Linked DNA regions of Homo sapiens: region 1 is linked to region 2. A link is a loop called in an ENCODE intact Hi-C map of the cell type or tissue named here. Cell type or tissue: OCI-LY7. All regions are shown on one strand. Links, peaks and the distances in the headings refer to the core of each region. The heading gives the core; the rest is flanking DNA. Region 1 has its middle 35 kb from the start of COMMD2. Region 2 has its middle 9.1 kb from the start of HPS3.

The links. A loop is a pair of places that touch in the nucleus more often than their neighbours do. Peaks named below come from ENCODE experiments on the same cell type or tissue, not always from the same donor. Only the 100,000 strongest peaks of a DNase experiment are listed, where the experiment ranks them.
Region 1: a loop joins it to region 2, with 11 times the contacts of the local background. A loop is called at or near these places in 6 of 110 quality-filtered maps.

What each region holds. Positions count from the first base shown.
Region 1 is chr3:149,716,316-149,719,238 of GRCh38, forward strand. It overlaps a transcript of WWTR1 not described here. Among named protein-coding and RNA genes, the nearest start is that of COMMD2, 35 kb to the right of the region's middle. In OCI-LY7, for the core only: CTCF peaks have their summits at 1,322 (motif pointing left) and 1,524; a DNase peak (open chromatin) is centred at 1,316.
Region 2 is chr3:149,119,038-149,121,960 of GRCh38, forward strand. No RefSeq gene overlaps it. Among named protein-coding and RNA genes, the nearest start is that of HPS3, 9.1 kb to the right of the region's middle. In OCI-LY7, for the core only: CTCF peaks have their summits at 1,430 (motif pointing right) and 1,630; a DNase peak (open chromatin) is centred at 1,434.

The DNA.
Region 1 (2,923 bases), core at 208-2,707, 600 kb after region 2:
AGGGTGCAGTGAGCCGAGATCACACCACTGCACTACAGCCTGGGTGACAAAGGGAGACTCCATCTCAAAAAAAAATAATAAAATAAAATAAAGAAATTGTTCTGATGCTCTGTGGCCTACTTACCTTTTCAACTAAATCTACCCATACTTGATACTTGTCAAAGCCACAGAAAGATAAAAACAATCCTACAAAATTTGAAAACTACTCTGAATATACTGTGATTGAGGGATGGCCCAAAGGAAAATAAAAATATTCTTATCTGGTATTAGGGAAAAAAAAATTATATTTTAACATTTTCTCTTAGAATCATTTACTTATTGATTGTTGAGACCTGTTTTTTAATAGTAAACAAACAAAAAGTCATATTTTATTTTTTAAATTTAATTTCTAGATTTCTTAATACTCATATTATTTCATAAGTGGATGGATGGCTACTTGGGTGGCTCTAAATGTGTAGTTTAGGATATGTCCAGAAGAATTAACAAGTTTAGAAAATAAAAATTTTTATAAGGACAGATCTACAGAGAAATCATAAGAAAAAAAATGTGGGCATACAGTCACAAGAATCAAAAATTATGGGCCAAGCATAGCAGCTCATACCTCTAATCCTTGCACTTTGGGAAGCTGAGGTGGGCGGGTTACTTGAGCCCAGAGTTCGAGACCAGACTGGGCAACATAGGGTGAACCCTGTCTCTATAAAAAATAAAAAACTTAGGTGGCACATGCCTGTAGTCCCAGCTATCTGGGGGCTGACGTGGGAGGATTGCTTGAGCTGGGGAGGTTGAGGCTGCAGCGAGCTGAGATTGTGCGACTCCCCAGTGGGTGACAGACTGGCCTTGTCTGGTTAACATTTCTCCTAAAGGTAATTCTACTTTGCAATTATATGGTGCTTCTTTCCCGTTCGAAAGCAGTTTCACTTCTATTATCTCACTTTATAAGCTTCGAAGGCTAAAGTAATGAATACAATTTTAGGCTATCTTCAGCCTAAAAACAATGAAAAGTTAGCAAAACAAACAAACAAACAAAAAAGATTATGAACTAATGGTCTACAAAGACTATTTTCAAGGACAATTCTTTTGATTGTGCAGATTGATAAAGGAAGCAGGTCTCCTGAGTAATCATTACCTTCCGTCTCTGGTGGGTGTGTTGAACCACACCATCAGGAAAGCCACTAATTATCAGGAAGAGCAAAGCTGAACTGTTCCCCTAAGCTTCTTCGAGGTGCCAGAGCAAATCCAGAGGAGAAAATCCTGCAGTGGAGGGAAAAAGGATTTGTGTCTCTGAGAAAGTGAGATTTAAGATGTATGCCCTCTGGTGCCCAAGAAGTGAAGGACAAGGGTGATGATCCAACATAAGCAATTTGTGAATATGAAATATGTTGAAAGACTTTGAAAATTTCCTGATTAGGTGTAGGGTGGGTATAGTGAAGAAGGATATTCTTGGCTTAAGATATAGACATAAAAATTCATACATTTGGAAGGTCTCTCTTATGGAAATTCAGGAACAAGACTATGGTAGCTTGTTAGTATTCACATGTTTTCTACTACTCACAAGTAGTAAATACTTGTGAGTATTCATTCATGTTTTTCTCCTAGATTTTATATCACCATTAATAAAACAGGTATTATTATTATTCTAATTTTAGAAAAAAATAGAAATGATCATATCATCAAGGCTGATTTATACTGAAAAATAAGTGAACAAGGGAAATTATACAAAATTATATCCCTAAACAAATATATTATAAAATTGCTTACTCTTTTATAATAACTCAATGACATTACCAAGTTACCAGACCCCAGAGACTATTTTTTAAAGTCTATGTGACTATTAGAAAATTAAAGGGCCTTCCATAGTGTCCCATCTTCTCATTGTGACCTTACGTTCTTTTTTTCCCCATAATCACCACATCAAACTTGGAATTTTGTATCTCAAAGAAGCAGGATTGTTTTCTCAAGGAAGCAGATTAAGAAAAAAACTGAGGAAGAAAAGGAAACAGATAGTAGAAAGCAGGAGATCGTTACCAACCACTCATTCAGCCACATGCCATGAGGGCCACTAGTCTCTGTTCACACAGGCTCAACAGCTCACAGGGTCCTCTGCTATCTCACTTTGGTTCTTTTCATTTTAATTTTTTACCCAAAGTTTATTATGGTAAAATATATGTAACAAAATTTACTATCTTAATCATTTTTAAGTGCACAGCTGAGTGGCATTCAGTATATTCATATGGTTGTGCAAACATCACCAGCATCCATCTCCAGATCTCTTTTCATCTTGCAAAATTGAAACTCTATGCCCGTTAAACAACAACTCATTGCTCCCTTCCTGCTACCCCTGGCAACCATCATTCTACTTTCTGTCTCTATGATTTTGACTACTTTAAGTACTTCATAAAAGTGGGATCATATAGTATTTGTTGTTTTGTGACTGGCTTATTTCACTTAGCCTAATGTCCTCAAGGTTCATCCATGTTGTAGCATGCCTCAGAATTTTCTTTCTTCTTCTTCTTCATTTTTTTTTTCTTGTGGCAGGGTCTCATTCTGTTGCCCAGGCTGGAGTGCAGTGGTATGATCTCGGTTCAGTGCAACGTCTGCCTCCCAGGTTCAAGCGGTTCTCCTGCCTCAGCCTCCTGAGGAGCTGGGATTACTGGTGCTTGTCACCACGCCTGGCTAATTTTTGTATTTTTGGTAGAGATGGGATTTCACTATGTTGGCCAGGCTGGTCTTGAACTCCTGACCTCAAGTGATCTGCCTGACTTGGCCTCCCATAGGGCTGGGATTACAGATGTGAGGCACCATGCCTGGCCTGAATTTTCTTCCTTTTTAAGGCTGAATAATATTCTTTTTCTTTTTTTTTTTTTCTTTTTTGAGACCGAGTCTCACTCTGTTGCCCAGGCTGGGGTGCAGTGGCATCATCTTG
Region 2 (2,923 bases), core at 287-2,786:
ACACTTCCCTGAAAGCTCCACAGGGCTTTGCTCTGGGTTTCAAAGCTTTTCTTTCATCCAGACTACAGAGGCCAGAATTAATCCATATCTTTCCCTTTGCCGAGGGAACCAAGGCAGCCCCCGCCGGCTTTCTCCTGGCGAAGGTGTCTGCGAAGCCTCTCTTAGACTTGACAGTTTGGCACCTCATGGTGTCAATAAAGTTCCAAAAATTGAGACTTTGGATGGAGTGGAAAAGGTAGGACTCTCCACTGCAGCTGCTGGATTCTCCTGTGTCAAGCAGAGGCAGGTGAATAGAAAGGGATAGGAGACCCTATCTATCCCCCAAGTCTTTGCCTGCTCACACTGGCTTGAAACGTTTCTTGTTCTTTAGGGGTCCCAGTGCCCTGGGAGCCACACCTTAGGCACCTGCTACACAAAATAAGGTAGGAGCAGTGCAGCCACTGGCTGTTCTCTGTCTCTAGGGAGGACACCTATATAGGGCCCCAGCCTTCCCTTTTCTCTTGCTCCTGGATCTTCAGTCCTCAAATTCCACTCAGTTCCTGCTTCAGGAACTATTTCTCCCAGTCTAGGTTCAAAGATCCCTTCCCACCAGCCTGAATCTTCAGCCTCTGCCCTCCAACTCTGATATCCTAGCTTCTTTCAGACTACTTTTCCTTTGGACTCTGGCATCATCCGTTGTTACTTCATATAGAGAATGTCACACCTCTGGTGTCCCATTAGTGTTAGTGCTACAAGTCAGCCAGGGGCTTTCAGAAGCCTACCTGGAAAGCATAGTTCTGTACTTGGGTCTCAGTTTCCCCACTTGGTATGAAGGCCCTTGGATTCAGGACAGAGAGAAAGAACGTGTGGAGATAAGTGGTCTTGGCAATTACCTTCATTGGGCCTTAGTCCTCTAATTTGTTAAATGGGAACCATTATCCTTAACCAGAAAAATCAGCCTATATTTTGTCCCCATCCATCAGATTTTCCTACCCAACAGTGCAACTTTTTCCTTCTACCAGGGGGGAAATCAAAATCCTAGGGTATATAGGAGAGGAACCACCATTACTATCCAGATACTCTGGCTAAGGTTAGTCATGCAGCTGTGTTTGGCAGTTGCAGGCATCAACCAGGGTCATGCTTGGGAGCTAGAAAAAAACCCCTGGAAGCTATTAGTGAATGGTGGTGTTCCTTATAATGGGAAGATGTGAAGATGAGGCCACTCTGGGGGAGGATGCCCTTGAGAGGAAGTGGAGGTAGGTGGACCAGTCAGGTTCCAGTTCCACAGCTATCAATTACTCTCTGGGTCTCCGTTTCGCCTTCTGTATGATATGTGTATGTAGGGGAGGGGTGTTTTGGGGAGGGGAGTGGTCATTGGCACCTTTTTCCTGTGTTAAGAGTGGTCCTACACCAAGAAAATTAGATTATTTGTTTAGGTTCTCATCAGACCTCCAGATGTCGCTATTGACTAACAGTATTCGTCTGAAGAGCTATTTAGTCTGTTTAGAACTTGAGGACATACTTACATATTTTTATACACATTAGTTAGAAAAGTGAAACAGCACCTTAGAGTAAGGGCTTCGATATAGTCAGTGCTCTAAGCACAGAAAAAAGGGGTCTATAAACTCAGCGGTTCCTAAACTTTGTTGCAAATTGGAATCTTTAAAAAATACTGACTTCTGTGTCTAGAAATTCTAAGAGGGGTTCTGTGTCAAGGATGCAATGAAAGATAGTGGTAGGAAAGCTTGGTTGGAGGTTGGAGAGAGACACAGGCCAGATAACACAGGGCCTCACAGGTCAACCTAAGAAATTTTACCTTTAATCTCAGTATCATGGGAAGCCACTGGGATGTTCTGAGTAGGCAAGTGGCACTATCTCTTTCTCCCGCTCTCTCATATTTTAAATTCTTGAACAAATATTTATTAAGTATCTACTATGTAGTTAGGTACATATAGTGAGCTTTACCTTTAAGTAGCAGTATAATTTGGAATAATTTTCTTAGTCATGTGTCTTGTGGTCTTTTAAAAAAATTCTACATATTTTAAGTATATAAATTTATCCTTATAGGTATATGCATGTAATGTTCAACATATGCATATACCTATAAACCCATCACCAAAATCAAGATACTGAACATATCCATCACTCCCAAAAGTTTATTTGTGCTCTTTTGTAATCTCTCCCCCTCTCTCACACCTCTGTCCCCCATTCGGACCCAGGCAGACTACTGCTTTCTGTTACTATAGATTAGTTTATATTTTCTAGAATTTCATATAAATGGAATTATATGGGATGAACTATTTTTTTGTCTGGCTTCTTTCACTCAGCATAATTATTTTGGGATCCATTTATGTTGTTGTGTATATCAATAGTTCATTCCTTTTTATTGCTGAGTAGTATTTCATCGTAGGGATAAAACACAATTTGTTTATCCATTCATCTGTTGATGAACATTTGGGTTGTTTCTGGTTTTTGACTATTACACATAAAGCTCCTATGAATATGTGTTCACAAGTCTTCTTAAAGACAAATGTTTTTACTTCTCTTGGGTAAATACCTAGGAGATGGAATGGTTGGATCATGTGGTAGGTGTATGGTATATGTTTAATGTTGTAATAAACTACCAAATAGTTTTTACAAGTTGTTGTACCTTTTGGATACCTACCAGTAGTGTATGAGAGCTCCAGTTGCTCCCCATACTCATCTACACTTAAGATAGTTAGTCCTTTTCATTTTAGTCATTATAAGTTTGTAGTGGTTTCTAATGGTGTTGTTGACTTGCATTTCTTAAATAATTAATGATGCTGAGCATCCATCCTTTCGTGTACTGATTTGCCACTATGTATCTTCTTTAGTGAAATATGTTTAAATCCTTTGCCCATTTAAAATTTTTTTTCCATTGTAGTGTTTAAAGACAGTTCTATGTATTTCTGGAAACAAGCAA